Regions from separate parts of the Mus musculus genome. Here region 2 is linked to region 1. The links are chromatin loops, found by intact Hi-C in ENCODE. Cell type or tissue: heart. All regions are shown on one strand.

What was found. A loop is a pair of places that touch in the nucleus more often than their neighbours do. Peaks named below come from ENCODE experiments on the same cell type or tissue, not always from the same donor. Only the 100,000 strongest peaks of a DNase experiment are listed, where the experiment ranks them.
Region 2: it touches region 1 in a loop (2.0-fold over the local background); 2 of 42 quality-filtered maps call a loop at or near these places.

Annotation. Positions count from the first base shown.
Region 1 is chr2:106,690,444-106,698,443 of GRCm38, forward strand. It overlaps Mpped2 (metallophosphoesterase domain containing 2), which reads left to right and starts at 2,738. Exons shown (of 7, transcript NM_001143683.2): 1 at 2,738-3,378. In heart, a CTCF peak has its summit at 3,029; DNase peaks (open chromatin) are centred at 2,928, 3,388 and 3,858; H3K4me3 peaks cover 6,157 bases; H3K27ac peaks cover 5,609 bases.
Region 2 is chr2:106,803,058-106,811,057 of GRCm38, forward strand. The region is part of intron 4 of Mpped2 (metallophosphoesterase domain containing 2); the gene reads left to right. It also overlaps Gm22813. Among named protein-coding and RNA genes, the nearest start is that of C130023O10Rik, 11 kb to the right of the region's middle. In heart, no CTCF peak of the experiment used is centred here; no DNase peak of the experiment used is centred here.

The sequences.
Region 1 (8,000 bases):
CCTGGCATGGATTTTTCTTCATTGTTCATTTGACTTTCTCACTGATGCGCTCCGTCCTTTGCTTTTTCATCTGTTGATTCATGTGGTCATTTAACAACCATGTCCAAGTGTCTTATGTGTGCACTGTACATTTGTGTGAGGGATAGAGAGGAATATAAGGCATAGATGGACAACCTTGAGCAGGAGGTACAATAAATACACACAAAACTATTTTTAAAAGTGAGGACCATCAGGATTCAGGAGTTTAAAAAGTAGTTTGTTGTTGAGTATTTTTTATCATATCTTAGTGGTAGTGCTACTAGCCACTCTCATTTCTAGTGATACCTCAAATTTTGATGGAAAATAATTATAAAAAACTTGAACAGGTTGAAGACAAAAGGAACATACATAGCTGTGTGGTTTTTTTTTTTTCATGAGATTCACATAATTTCATTATCCAAAGAGAGTTAATGATTGTATTCCTTTAAAGAGTTGTAGGACTAACCTTGGCTTTAGTGTGCTCTGTTCCAGGAGTCTCTCTTACAGGAGGCTGAGCGTGAATTCCAACAAAGCACTGAACATTTAGGGGAAGCGTCATTTGCTTCTAAGCTTCTATCTAAACTTCTGCCAGTCTCCCTCATTTTCTTCCCTAAATGTATTCTGAGGAGATATTTGCAGGGATTTACAGTGAGTATCAGGAAATGCATGTGGTCTGCATCCGATCATTTTGAAAGTAAGCTTTTAGAGTATGTACCTCTACTTGTGGATAATATCTCAATTTGGGAGTTCAAATCCACTTACTGAAAATTATTTGAAAAGTGACTTCCTCTTGTTCCTGACTTACTGCTTAAATTCATTTACATTTCTCCAGTTTTTTTTTGGTTTTGTTTGAACAAGTTTGGCTTTAACAGCCTAATGGAAATAAAACTTATCAACCCAGGTACAAGTTGGTCATTGCTGGATAATTAATTATTTATAAGCAGGGACCCAGTAAGTTTGGTTTTCTTCTTATATTGAAATTTTGTTTTAAATATTATTTTCCTCAGTTTCTCCTACTCAAAAAATGATACAAATTCCCACCAACTTTGTAAAGAACCACACACTTGATTTTTAATCACATTAAATATCCTTTAAAATGTGCCTGTAAAACAGAGCACATTGTTATTTATAGTCAGTGTGCCCATATTTAGATCTCAAACCATATTAAATTAGTATGACTGTTTCAAGTAACGATTCAGTGTGTGTGTGTGTGGGGGGGGGGGGTTAGTGCACAGTGATATTAGACTGATCAAATCAGTCTAATTAGTCTTAAAATTCAAACTGTTTACAAAAGAGGAGTGTATTGCTAACTCTTCTGGGAGACAAAATCTAATAACTTAAAAGAACAAGTTTCTAGTCAGTGTTCATGGTTGGGCTGAAAACCAAAAGACAGCAAAATATGAAACTGCCCCTTCACCTCATCTTTGGCATCCTTTAATGTCAGTGTCACTTGCTGTGATTTGTGCTTGGCCAGAGAAGGCACTGTCCTTTCCCCTCAGCCCATCAGGCAAGCACTGACACTCTGGGCACACTATACAATGAAAGTACATCAGTAAGCCCATTTCCCCTTCATTTCTGCATCCTGAGCAGAAGAGATGGACTACTTAAAATTCAAGTGTCAGGAAAGTCCATTGTAAAAGGGAAATATTTTCAAGCGAATTCCGTTTGATCTTTTTTTTTTTTTTCTTTAAATAAGGGGCTCCTTCTGCCTCTCTCCCTTCCTTTCCAGACCTTGGAAACCAATTAGTCTCAGCACAGAGGCTACAGGCCAGGTTGAAACGGCTCCTTTTTAATTTTAGGGGATATAATTTCAGCCAGGACGTCTAGTCAGTTGTCATGTAGTATACAAAGCACAGGTTTCACTCTCGTGCACATACATTGGTGTTCCCTTCGGAGAATGCAGATTTTCTTTTCTTTTCTTCTTTCTTCTTCTTCTTCTTTTTTTTTTTTTTTTTTTTTTTTTTTTTTTGAATCTGACTCCTAGAAAGGAATTAGATCTGGTCGCCGTCCAAATCCTTCGGCTCTGACAGTGGCATAACATCACAGGGCCACCTCATCTTTCAGACAGCCGTGCCAACCAAGTTTTCTAAAAAGCCGTCTGTCCCACCATTTCAGCGGCTTTTCCTATCCTTACCCCGCCCTCCTTTTGCATACAAATCCTAGTGTTCCGCTCCCCTTCCCCGCCAGGTTTCCAAAGTAGCAGAGAAAATTGGAGTAACTTCGATTTATTTATTTATTTATTTATTTGAAGAGCGTGTCTTTGGGAAAGGGAGAATGTGATTCAAAGGGGCGCGGGGGTGTGGGTGCGGAAACAATTAAAGCCTTTGCCTGACTTCACCTTCTTATCCTGAACCTGTCTTAATTCTTGAAGGTGAAAAAACACCAGCTGGGTTGGCCTTTTCTTTCTCAGGAACAACATTACAGAGCCAAAGTGGGGTGTGTGTGCCTCTGGCTCTATGAGAGGGTTTAGGAGAGGGAAGCCTTGATACCCCATAGGAAAGTCTCAGTTCAGCAGTGTGGAGGGACCCTGGGGTCGCCCCTCTTGTGAGATCTTAGTGCCCCAGTCGCTCCTCCTGCCCCTGCAGCGAGTTCTGCGCTTTGGAGCTGTGCCAGGACCTCTGACAGAGCCTGGCAGGTTCATGAGTGGGGGGCGGGGGCTTGGTGTTCTCTTTGCAGAAGACGACCATCTGGGGGGCTCCCTTATTTTCCTGGCGCTCAGTGGCCCGCCCCCATCTCCCCGACCCCTATCATTTTAACGCTGATCACACACGATGGTGAACTTGCAGCTCAGCTTCCTGCCGCCTGCTTGACCCAGGGAGCACCAGCAGCCTGCGGGCCTCGCCCTCCGCTCTCCCTCCTCTCCTGGAAACCCCGCGGCCTCGGGGCGTGGGTGGGGGGTTCGAGTGGGCCGGAACTACGGCAGGGGCGTGCAGGGCGCGGGGTCCCAGCGGGGAGCTCACAGCAAGCGGCGCCTGGGCGGCCCTGCTTCCTGGAGCTGTGCTCCTTTGACCCCAGTGGCAGTCCCTGTCACTGCACCGCTCGCGCTCCCTTCGCTCGCCGCGCCCTCGCTGCCTCTCCTCGCCCCCTCGCTCCTTCTCTTCCCAGATCGAGGCTGCTCCGGTCCTCTCCACCTCCCCACGCAGCGACCCCGCGTCCCGCTCGCACCGCGCCCCTGTGCTGCCCTCCCAGGCCCTGGATCGGCGGCGGGGACCTCCGGGGTCGAAGGTTCTGGCCCGCCCGCGCCCCTCGCCCCTGCCGCCCCCAGCGCTGCTCCAAGCCGGCTCGGGTTGCTTGGCGATGGCTCGCCCGCACACCGGGCGCTGAAGGCATCCCGGGGACCCGGAGCGCAGCCCGGGAAAGGTAATCCGCCCGGGGAAGGGAGGCGGAGGGCGGGGGAGGGGGGAGGAGGCGGCCGGTGCCGGGCGCGAGAGGAAGGGGAAAAAAAAATGCACACACAAAGCGGAGCCCGGGTGAGAGGTGCCTTGTCAGAGGCGCGTGCGAGGGCGCGGGGGCTGCGGAGCGCGGCGGCCCCGCCGACCCTGAGGTTGGCCGACTGAACACTCGAGGACCCGGGGAGAGCAGATTTGTCTCCCCCGAAGCCCCCAACAAGCGAGAGCGAATTTCTTTACGTAGCTGTCCTTCTTCCCACTCCCCATCTCGCCCCCTGTTCTCCCTTCCCCCCAGCCCTCGGCCACGGACCTCTCGGGGTCCCCACCTCCCTGCCCCCTCCTCCGCCGGGTTTCTCAGGAAGGTGGTGGCGGCAGGGGGAGGGGGTTGTCCGCGAAAGCCTGCGGCAAAGCCCCGGGGCAAGGGATGGGGGTGGGGCCCGGGAGTCCGAGATCTGTTTACTAGAAAGTCCCAGGGTCGTGCGCCGCAGCTGCCCCGGCCTAGGCCCGGGTGCATTGTGTTGGCCCGAGCCCTGTGCGCCCGCGGCGGCCCGGGGCCAGGTGCAGTGGCCGGACGGCTCGGTGCAGCTTTGTGCTCCGGCCGCCCGCGCGCGCAGCGCTCCAGCGCGGAGCTCTCCGCCAGCCCCCGCGCCCGGACCTTACTCTCCGGTCTCGGCGATTGCTGCCTGCCGAGCGAGAGGGCTGGGAGGCGGGGTACGGCAGCGTGGAAAAGTAACCGTAGCCGCCCAGTTTCTTTTCTACCTAAGCAGTAGTTGTGTGGATCTCCCCCTTTACCCCCCAACCCTATTTACATTTACATGTGGCAAGATTCTCTTTTAAAATCTTTTGAATTTCGGGCTTTTGCGGCCTAGGAGGTGAAGGGAGCATTTTTTTTTTTTTAACCTAGAGGTTCGAGAGGGCATTGAAATCCCCCAGCAAGAAAAGAGCACGGAAAGATAAGCAGTGGGGTTGATTTATAGCGCACCCCACAACACACCCGGAATTAAGAGTGAATGCGGGTCATGAAAAATGTGTAATTGATTTGTGATGGTAAAGACACTAACAGGTCAGGCTGGGAAAAACACACAACTTTAACTGGAAGGGAAAGACTTCCAAAGAGGGGGCAAGGCGGTGGCCTCCACATTCTCCTCCAGCCCGATGGCTGGCTGGATCTCTTCCCTTCCCAACTGTTCCCGGGAGGAGCCTGGCAGCTCCGGGACTCAGAGCAAAGAGGCAGCTGCTTAGGGTACGGACTCGGGCTCTGGTCTGTATGCTCGGAGATGCCAGTGCGCTTCGGAGGCTTCCGTCCCAGACCTGGGGTTAAGATGCCCCACCGAGGATGGCAGCGACGTCAGAGCCCGTTTTCTACGGCGGTCTTCAGTCGGTGTCCCGCTGGGAGAGAGGAAGGTGGGGGAAAATGCTTAACCGACCCTGGGGGAGAAAGTCTACTGTCCTTCGTGCTGCCTCCACCGCCGGCAGTGGCGGTGCCCAGCGGGTACTCAGCGTCTACGGAAAGAGGAGGGAGTTGTGGCCAGGACCAGGCAACGGGAGCTGTTGACAGAGCAGGGCATGTGTGTGTGTGTGTGTGTGTGTGTGTGTGCGCGCGCGCGCGCGCGTGTATGTGTGTAGTAGCTGCAGCCCCCCACCTCATCTGCCCACCCTAGATTTAAAACAAACAAACCAATCCAAAGTAGAGAATTCTGCGTCCCCCCTCGCCCCACCATATATAGACCCCACGCTTTGTCAGAGGCTCAGGAGAAAAGTCGTGCCCTCCCTCTCCGAAAGAATGTGCCAGCTGGGTGTCAGCAGTGCTGGAGACAAGTTCAGGTGTAAGTGTGAAGGGAAGGGAGGGAGCTTAGTGGACAGAGGCACGTGGAACTTTTTTAGCATTTCCAGAAAAATAAAGAAGCGGTGCAGCCACGGTTTGGACAGCGTGTGGGCATCGCTCCCGCATGCGGAGATGAGTAACTGGAAATGGGCATAAAAGAGTAGGGGCGTGAGTTAAGGTTCTCGATCCGCGAGACAGAGGGAGGAGAGAATGAATTTTGGCGGGGTTGGATCAGGAGCGAACTCCAAAGTCCCTCCACCCAGTAAGTGAGGTGGCTATCTTCCTAACTCAAATGAGCACCATTATTTAAACAAGGAAAGCGAAATCCAGGGCTCATTTCTTCTGGGTTTGGCGTAGGCAGCACGCGAGTACAGAGGTCAGAAATGGTTGCTTTGAAAGTTGAGGTAAATCGGACTTCTGGTGTCTAGGAGGTGGAGACAGTTATTTAAGCCTTCAGTGTTTAATCCCCTCCTTGCCAGCAGACTTTAAGAGGTTTTCCAAGTGGGTTCCTGGAAAAGAAAATTTCAGCTTAAGGGACAGAGTGACTGCTGTCTAGGAAATGCTCAATGTGCTCACGTGGGTTTTCTTTCTTTCTTTCTTCTTCTTTTTTTTTTTTTTTTTTAACAGAAACTCTAACACCAGCATGAATGCTTGGCAGTGACAGTCCTGTTTAGATTTTTCTTTAGGCATTTTGGCATCTTGTACTGGGTGCCTTTGTTTGTGGATAAAATGCATTGAAGTATAAAATTAAAAGAAGAAGGCTTCTCCCTTTAACTGTTGTGAGAAGATGTAGTTGGGAGGGGGTGGTTATAGCCTGAATATTTGAAGCAGGGTGGTGCAGCATCTTCGAAGGTTAAGGTGAAGTCCTTCCATCTTTCAGGCTTTCCCCCATATCTCATTAAAGTGACGTGGTTTAGCTCATGGCTTTGTCACGGAGATCCTTCCTCTATCCCTTGTCCTCCCAATCACACTCGTGCGCGCGCACACACACACACACACACACACACACACACACACACACACCAGTCTTAGGATATGTTCATTTTGGTACATGGACGGAATTGAACATAGCATTTTAAAAAATAAGCCTTTTCTTGACTTGTCTGTAAAGGTGCTATGAAAGTTTTGAAGCTCTCTGCCTCGGTCTGACATTTCCTTCAAAGGACTCCAGATTAAAGAAGATAGACCCGGCAGGTGCACTGTTTCGATAAAACATTTGAAAGGGAACAAGGCAAAGATGAATTCAAATGAGGTGCTAGCCACCCATTTAGCCCTTCAGAATCACAGACGTCTGGGCTTGCTAGTGGAGAGAGATTGTTTACCTTGCTGGGGCAGAGTAGCAAAGAGGTAGGTAGGTGTTTCCTGACAGAAAATGAAAATCTACAGGCTAACTTCAGGATAGCCAGGACTACTTAGAAGTGTGAATCCGGCATCTAAGTTCCGCTTCTTTTTGGCTTCAATCGAGACGGCTTAAGAGGGTCTCCCTCTAGCCACTTCAAGTCACTGTAAATACTCAATATGACTATTTTATTTCTGGCCTACACTCTTTTAGTTTAATTAGTAAGTTTTCTTCCCATTTAAATTCTTTCTGGCAAGGGGTACAGAAACTTACTCTGAGGTCACATTGGTCTAGACATGAATTTGGTTTTCTGTTGCTTCTGAAATGTTCTGTATCTCACACAATAGACATTGATGGAAGGAAAATAAGAATCGCCAAGTAGTTTTTATACCACTCCCTAATTTATGCAAACACTAAGTTCTTGTATTCTGAAAATGCCTATTTTTCCCCCTCTGCGCTTTGATGGCTAACATTCTTTTTAATGACAGTCATTTCTGTAACAGGAAGATGTCTTCATTTGTGTTTACTTTTCAGTACCACGCAATTACGCAGCTCCGTGCTTCAGTTGTGTCTCGGTACTTTGTGTCTCAAAAGAGAATTACAGCACTCAGAACAGGACTGCAATTTGAAGCAGGTGTTGTGTTTTACTGTTATGCAAAATAACAGTAAAATATAATTGTGTAGGAAATTAAGGAAACAGCTGCAAACTTAGTATGAAACTGCTACATTATGATTCGTAAGCAGTTCTTTACAGATTATCTTACATGGGAGGAGCAGGGCAAGATTTGACTTAGCTAATCCTACTGGCCAGATTGTCTATCAACTCGTGCTCAAGGGAGTCATACCTCCCTGAAGGGAGGAAACAGCAGCAAGGGAACCCAAGGCAACATTATGTTAAAAGAGTCAGAATACCAGGGCTTCTCTCTGGGCTATGGGAACCAAGGCCAGGTGGGTATAACCTAGCTTGCTTCACTATTGTGTTCTTAGCCCAGCTAGCATATGGAGGGCTACAGGAGCCCTGGGTTGCAAAATAATAAAATAAATGGCTTATTATGACAGACGGTCTATCTGCTTTTGTTCGCTATTTTAAGGTGTTTCATGCTAAATTTCAATCTAATCTTATTATTCTATTTTTTTTTTGAGATAACAGCTAAGATGTCTGGAGCTTAATGGTATACATGGCAAATTAATTCTGATACATTGTTTTGAGAAAAATGCAGGTTAGCCAAGGGTTAGTTAACCAAGGAGTGTGTGGTGCCTCCTGCTTCTTCCAAGTGCTCATCAATTGCAACAGCTTCCATGCAAGGGCTTGTGTCCCTCCATCTTTGATTATCTGCCATAAGAACAGACATTTTCATTTCTGTACTTCACATGGCAACCAATACATTGACACTTATAAAAAGAATGAGAATTGCTGGAAATTTCTTGG
Region 2 (8,000 bases), 110 kb after region 1:
CCAGGTAACTGTGTGGTGGAACTTAGACAGAATGCTAACAACCATGACCAAGGCAACTTATAAAAAAGAGCATTTAATTGGGCTAACAGTTTCAGTGGGTTCGAGTCCATGATGGCAGAGCAAAGGCATGCAGCAGGGACAGCTGAGAGCTCACATCTTAATCCATAAGCAGGATGCAGAGAGCACACTGGGAATGACTTAGGCTTTTGAAACCTCAGATCCCACCCACTGTGACACATCCTTCAACAAGGCCACATCTCCTGACCCTTTCCAAACAGTTCTGCCAACAGGGGACTACATATTCAAACATAAGAACCTTTGAGGTCCATTCTCATTCAAACCACCACAAGCTTATTTCCCCATATACCTCTCAGTCTCTGTTCTTCTCCTGCCCTTTCACTTGCCCTCTTTCTTCCTCTAGGTAGTTTTGTTTCTACCTTCACTTTAAATTTGAATTTATTATTATTGTAATTATTTATTTTGGTGTGTGTGTGTGTGTGTGTGTGTGTGTGTGTGTACATAAGGGCATAATGTATGTAGGGGGTATATGTGCCATGGACTATATATGGAGATCAGAGAAACTCTGGAGTCTGCTCTTTCCTTCAGCCCTACATGGGCTCTAGGGATTGAATTTAGGTTACCAAGCTTATTACAAGTACCTTTACCTGCTGAGCCATCCTGCTAGCCCTTGCTTCTATGTTCATGATTATATATATATATATATAAAATCTAAGATCCACAAGTGAGAGCAAAAGACAATGTTCATTTTTCTGAGACCAACTTAATTCACTAAATATAATAATCTCCATTTACATCCACTTTTCATTCAAACAATATAATTTTATTATTCTTAATGGCTGAATTATATCTTATCGTGTATATAAACCACATTTTTCATGTTCCACTGTTGATGGACGCCTAGGTTAGTTTCATAAATTAGCTGTTATGAATAATACTGCAACTAAGCATTGACGTATAATTATCTCTGTGATACAGTGAGTAGGAATTCTTAAGGTAAATACCTAGGAGTGATGTAACCCAGTCATAGGGAAGAACTACTTTTAATTTGTTGAGCAACCCCCAACCTGATTTTGACACAGGTTTGAGTAGTTTACACTTCTACTAACAATCTATAAGGGTTCCCTTTCCCCCTTTCTCTACATTGAAGTTTTTAATCTCTGTAGTATGAAACACGGACGAAAACCAATTACTTAAGGCTGCTCTACCCCCCAAAAGATAGAGCAAGCAAGATCCAAAATGAAGACATGGAAGAAACTGAAATGAATAAAATTAAGAGAAATCAATGAAACAGAATGTAACAGAATTAAAACTTGTTATTTGAAAAAAAAAAAATCAAACTGATGAGCCCTTACTGATCAAGACTATAAACCATTAGTATGAGGAATGGAAAGGAGTTCTCACTACAAAGCTTTGGAACTCTGAAAAGATAAGAGGGGTTCATGAGCAACTTTATGCTGACAAAATTTGAAACTTACAGTAAGTGCACAACTTTCTTTAAAAAATACTAAAAAGGAAAAAGGATGTGCACAAAATAAAATACAAAATTTGAGTGTCTCGATATAATAATTAAACTGATTTCACTTCAAAACCTTTTATTATGAAAAGTAAGTCACAGTATCTTTAATGATGAATTTCATCAACTATTTAGAAGAAAGACCACTTCCCATCTTACTTTATAGTCAACATACCATCTAAGAAAGAGAACAAAACTTATAGGAAACTATGTTACACCATGAGCAGACACTAAGATACTATATAAAACACTCACAGATCAAATCCAAAAACATGCAAAACAAAACAAAGAACAAAAAAAAATTCCTAACATACTAGTCTAGCTTTAATTTATCCCAGGAAAAGAGTCTGGGTGTACCATTTGGAAGGATTTGGAAGGGAGGAGGGGAAAAAGAAGGGAAGAGGTTGGGAGGGAGTCAGCAATGAAAGACAGAAGGAGGGGTACAGAGGGAGGGAGGAAGGGAGGGGATAAAGGAAGGAAGGAAGGAAGGAAGGAAGGAAGGAAGGAAGGAAGGAAGGAAGGAAGAATAAATCAGTCAGTCTAATTGCTTCCATTAGCAATAAAGGACTAAAGAGATTGCTCAGTGGTTAAGAGCACTGGCTGCTCTTCAAGAGGACCCAGGTTCAATTCTCAGCACCTACGTGGCAGCTGACAGCTATCTGTAACTCTAGTTCCTGGGGATGTGACATTGTCACACAAACACACATGCAGGCAAAACATCATTGCACATAAAATAAAAATACACAATAAGGGAGAAAATGCATCTGAGTTTCCTCCTCGCTCAGTAGGTGAAGAAAAAAATCTTTTAAATTCAACCCTATTCATGATTTAAAACTCTTAGATTCTAGACTCAAGTTCTGGATCCCATACGTATTGGTTTTTGAGCCTTGCAGACCCACCCCTCGAGAACCATTTCTTGAGACTATAGAGATGACTCTGCCTTTAAGAGCAGCTACTGTTCTGGCAGAGAAGCCAGATCTAGCTAGTTCCCAGCATCTATGTGGTGGCTCACAACTATCTGCAACTCAGGCTCCAGAGACTCCAACACTCTCCTGGCCTTTGTGGGCATGGGGCACATGCATGCATAATGTATACAAGCATTCATGGAAGAGAAACAAGCTAAACATATTCTGCAGACGTATGCCAAGTACAGTTCAAAAGGAGGGTTAAGAAGATTCATACTGTGGCCCTATCAAACTTGAAAGAAAACTTGTTGGTTGCATGTTATAAACGGGTTTGTTGTCCTTCGGAAAGCCATGGCAGGTGGATTTAGGAGGAAAAGAGAGCCAGTGAGAAAAGATAAACAGCCCAAAGACAGCCTTCTGAAGCTGTCTCGGTGGTAGAAACGTACCCTTGCACTGTTTAGAGTTTTATTCGGAGGTTAATTTAGCTGTTAGCTATGGAGAGCCTGTTCCATGCAGTGTCAAACACAACCCTATGTGCTGGAGACACGGGCATGAACGAAGCAAGTCACTGACCCTGGGGGACCTTGTAAGACACTTAGTAAAGAGGGGGAGATAAGCAAATGAAGTAAGAGCTAATTTTGTAAGATTGCTTTGGAGACAGACACTGGGAGCAGCTGGTCTGGTTTGGGTGGGGAAGGAGATGCGTCAGGGAGACTGGGAAGAACCGGGAAGAGGATCTCTCAGGTGTGTCCACAGACAAGAGCAGTGCTAGTAGGAGCTAAGAGCTTAGAATGTGTAGGCAATTGCCTGGCCCTAGAACTCAGTGTGTGGTGGACTAAGAGCTGGCTGTCAGGGTCAGAGTGCTTTGTGAAATTGTCTGGATTGCATCCTGTGCTTCTGGGGAAACGTGGTTTTGTTGTTGTTGTTTTGTTTTGTTTTGTTTTGTTTTTTTCCTTTTGGAAGAATGCTAGATTCAGTGCATACTAACACGAGGGTATTGAGGAAGGAAAGGAGGCCAGGATAGCAAGTGGGAGTACTGCAGTTATCTGCAGTAGTAGGACTAAGGTTTTTACTTTACTTGAGATAGGCTGAGATATTAACAATGAGAGATTTAGGACTTGTGGGCTCAAAGCAGGTGAGAACTTGAACTTCTGTCCTGCTGACTTGCATGAAGTGATTCTTGCCACTTGATAATGTACTGGTGATGGTTTTCGAAAGGTGCCTGTTGTGAAAGATGTTTATTTACTCAGGCTGCAACTGGACACCTTCTGTAGATAGGTAGCACATTTAAAGTTTCTCTCTGACATTAACTTATGGAGAATCTTAGAGACTGGAAACCTAAATGTGTATGATGAAAGAAGAGAAGGCAGAAGAGGTGGAGAAAGCCAGAGAGAGGCAGCCATTGTCCTGGGCTGCAGGGCACATGGCTAATGAGGAGTAAGAGGAACCTGGCAGTGTAAATAAGACATTAGGCCCTCAGGTGGAAGGAAAGGGAGGCGGTTGGTGTGGCTCCAAAGAGCACAGGGACCAGGGAGTTAAGTCTATGGGTGACAGGAAGACATTGAATGTCTACTTTCCAGATAGTGTTTGGTGCTTATTAAAGGAGTTTGCTTGCTTGAAAGACCATGCTGGGCCGGTAGGCTCTCAGATAATGTGAAGGAAGAAGTTTTTCAGAGTTACTGATAGAATGCTCATCTGCACACAAGCCCTGGGTTTGATCCAGAGCCCTGCAAATTAATAATAGGGAAAATAAAAGGCAGAGAGAAAAGGACTAAAGAAATGGGATCATGGCCTCTTGTTTATCATGAACTGTCTACATGGCTGTCCACTGTCATGGTGGACCATCCTTTCATAATTTTAAGTGTGAAATGATAATTTAAAAAGCATAAGAGAATATGCTAAACTAAAAGTGGATAGAATGATGACAAGAGATGGATAAAAGAATTCAGGTGCAGAGAGAGCCAGCATATTCTCACACGAGCAGGCACGACTCTTTGAGCTGACGTGGCTGCAGACAGTGTATTTGGTGTTACTTGACGGACGTGGTTCAAGGTAGGCTGAGAGTGTTGTCCATACATAGGCTTCTCTGGGCACCTTCCCAGACACAGAAGGAAATCCTGGGGTTAGCGCATACTCTTTTCTTAGAAGTTTGTCTGTTTAATACTGTCAGGTTCATATGTTCAGTGGGGATGGTCTACTGATCAATGGAAAGTGTGGAAGGAGGAGCCATTGTGGAGATAATGGCATCTGTGCTGGCAACACCTTGAACTTGGAAGTTTACAGTGCTGCAAGCCCAAGCCCGGGGAAGGACTAGACTTGCCTTTCCATTTCATCTTGGTAGCCACCCCTTCTTAAGCACCTCTAGCACTGCAGTTGGAGGCTAGAGTCAAAGAAACTAATTAATCCCCATGATATTAACCCTATCAGGAGAGGCGGGATTAACTTGTATCTGTCTATTGTATGGCAGTTACATCTCTGATTCTGACTTGCTTTTTTTATTTAAAGAAAGAAAGAAAGGAAAGAAAGAGAGAAAGAAAGAAAGAGAGAGAGAGAGAGAGAGAGAGAAAGAAAGAAAGAAAGAAAGAAAGAAAGAAAGAAAGAAAGAAAGAAAGAAAGAAAGAAAGAGAGAAAGAAAAAGAGGAGGAGGATAGTATCCATTTATCCCCCATTAGATTGTTGGCTCTGGACACTGGATGAGTTTGTACATACCAACTTTCAAGTTCCTTACTTGTCAGTCTGTGTTCAATGAACATTGATCATCATTTTATATCACTATCATCATTTTATACTATTTTTTACATATCTATTTTATATGTATGAGTGGTTTGCTCACATGTACATTACAAGGGTGTGCCTAGTGCCCATAGAAGTCAGAAGAAGGCATCAGCTTCCCTGGAACTGGAGTTACAAATGATTTTGTGACCCACCACATGGGTGCTTGGAATTGAACTTAAGTCATTTGCAAGAACAAGTTCTCTTAACCACTGAACGGTCATTAGTATATTCTTAATCTTTTTAAAAAGAGGGGGTCTTCTCTTAAGAAAAAGGCACACGGGACATGCGAAACAAATGCACACATGTGCGGTCACTAAGACCTACGCTTCTTTTGGTCCGACCAAAGGCCAATCACGTGCAGGAGCTGCTAGTGTATATTTATTCAGACATCAATCCTAATCACTTCCTTGCCGCTTCGGCAGTAGGGGCATTGTAATTCTATTTTTATCGGTTCCTTCCTGTGACCCAGACATTCAAAATAGCATGAGTAAGGATCAAAAATATCTTAATGGGTTTGGTTCCCAGAGATATCAGTGACCAAAGGAAGAGCTTTGCAGGAATTTCTTCCTGAGATGATAAGAAGGGTAAGGAAGGAAGAAGAGGGAGGGACCCCCTTAAGAAGGAGGGTCCCCAAGTCCAGGGCTGTATGTCTATAGGGGCAAAAAGCCACAACTGCATATCAGTGCGATGCAAGGACCCTGGGGAAGCAGAGCGCCATGCTCCCTATTTCCAGGTCTGTGCTACCATTATGTAATTGCTGAAGGTAATGTCGCCATTCTCCAGGTAACCATCCTTTTGATGAGTAGATTTCCTGGTGTGGTTACATTGCTCAAACATGTGCAAACGCAGCATTCCCTCTGCTGCTAGCATTTCTGTTTGGATATTTTGTCTGGGCGTCTTGTCCTTCTCTTTATGACCTCCACCCTTCTTTCTTTTATGTTACTTCTTCGTGTTCTCCTACTCTCGCTTAGCTTCCTCCTTCTTTGAATAACGTTTTATATTCAAACCCATTGTCACTGGTAAGTAATCACAGTTTAGAAGCCAGGAGAAAGAAAATGGAATCACTGGAGGATCAAGTAGGCTGAGTCTGATGAAGCAAGACTTTGCCGATACACTCCTAGACAAAGGGGTGAAAGAGCAGCCCTTCCTGGAGAAAACCACAGGGCTCACTGTACTACCCAACGTTTTCAGCACGCTTTGCTAGTTTTCATTTAATTTAGCATAAATCGAAGAGAAGTGGGTTAAGAAAAAAAAAAAAAGAAAGGAAAAGAAAGAAAGAAAATGGAATCAGAAGAACATCTAGTGCCACCATTGTGCAGTGCAGGGTTTCCCGAGCTGTAGCAAGTGTGCCGGTAGTGAGTGTGACATAATCTTAGGCCGTGCCTGGTTGCACACTTCTTTCGGTAATTTGGCATTTTTACATGCCTGCTGAAAAGTGTATGGGTGTGTGCAGGACTTGTAATTTCATGGATATTGCCGTTTAGGGTGAGGATAAATTTATTTAAGTAATAAAACCAAGTCTGGATTAGAGAAATATTTAGTAAACATAGGCCAGGTGTTATGCAGATGTGGCAAATGAGTCACGGTTCTAGCACTTCAGTGCACAAGCTGGAGACACTGTGGTAGCACATGCGTCCTTTTGACTTCAGTGAGGGCTGGTTGGGGAACTCTGGAGGGCACAGGTTGTTGGTCAGTTCTAACTCACCTCTGAAGAGCATCTGCACCATCTCACCTCAATTCTGTCATAGCTCCAGTGAGTCTCTCTCAGAGGTAAGGGATGGAGATGTATCTAACCTCCTCTTAACCTAGCCAAAAATTTGCCACAGCTGCATGGCTTGATGAAAGCCCAAGGCGTGCGCAATAATTCTGCAGCAGCAACTTGCATTTTTAAACATTTAAACATGGATAGCAGGTGTGGGTGTTATGCTAGTGTGACTCACAGATTTGAGTATTTACACACTGGGATGTTTGTTTGTTTTTTTAGAGTTGAAGCATATTTCAGTCTGAGCCCTTGACCCTTGACTTGAGAAGTAATGGGTCTCGGCTCCTGATTACAGATCTCTGGTCAGGGCCTTTTACACAGTCTGTTTGGAACATACCATGTTGGGGATCAGTCAGGCCCTCCATAGCAGGACATGCCTCTTTTCTCTGACCTTGCCTTAGGGTCCCCGAGAACAGGCTTTGGCTTCCTTGTGAGACGTGCCACAGCTGCTTCTGCTGAGAGCTTGTTACTGCTCAGGAAGCTGCCCCTTGCAGGGAATTCCACCTGGACGCTCACTTCTCCACAGCCCTGGCATTTCCTGCAGAAAGCTCTCACCTCTGTCTTGAGGCTGTAGACAGCCTTCATCCCCATCCAGCCTGCTGAGGCGCTCTCCTTGCTCCCTGTCCCAACATCCATCAAGCTTTTTGCCTTGAGAGAAAGCAAAACCTAGACAAGGAAAAGGTAGCAGCGTTTCTAGAAACTTCTGTTTAAACCATTGTGTGTAAACACTCCCGAGGCAGATGAACACAAAGGCTTTCCTAGAATAAAGGATTGGGAGAAAACACAGGCTGGTGTTCCTAGTAACTGTTTTTTGCAATGTGTAAAGTAAAAATGTTGAAGCTTATACATGTACCCAAAGTATATGCCATACTGTTATGCACACTCTCAGTGTTGCTGTGCTCAAATGTGCAGAGTATTAAACATGGCAGTCCAACCCAGTTTGTTCAGAATTACAGACTCTAAATGTCTTGCTTGTTTGGGTTTTAATGACCATATTTTTCAAATACTTTTTATCCAGAAACAC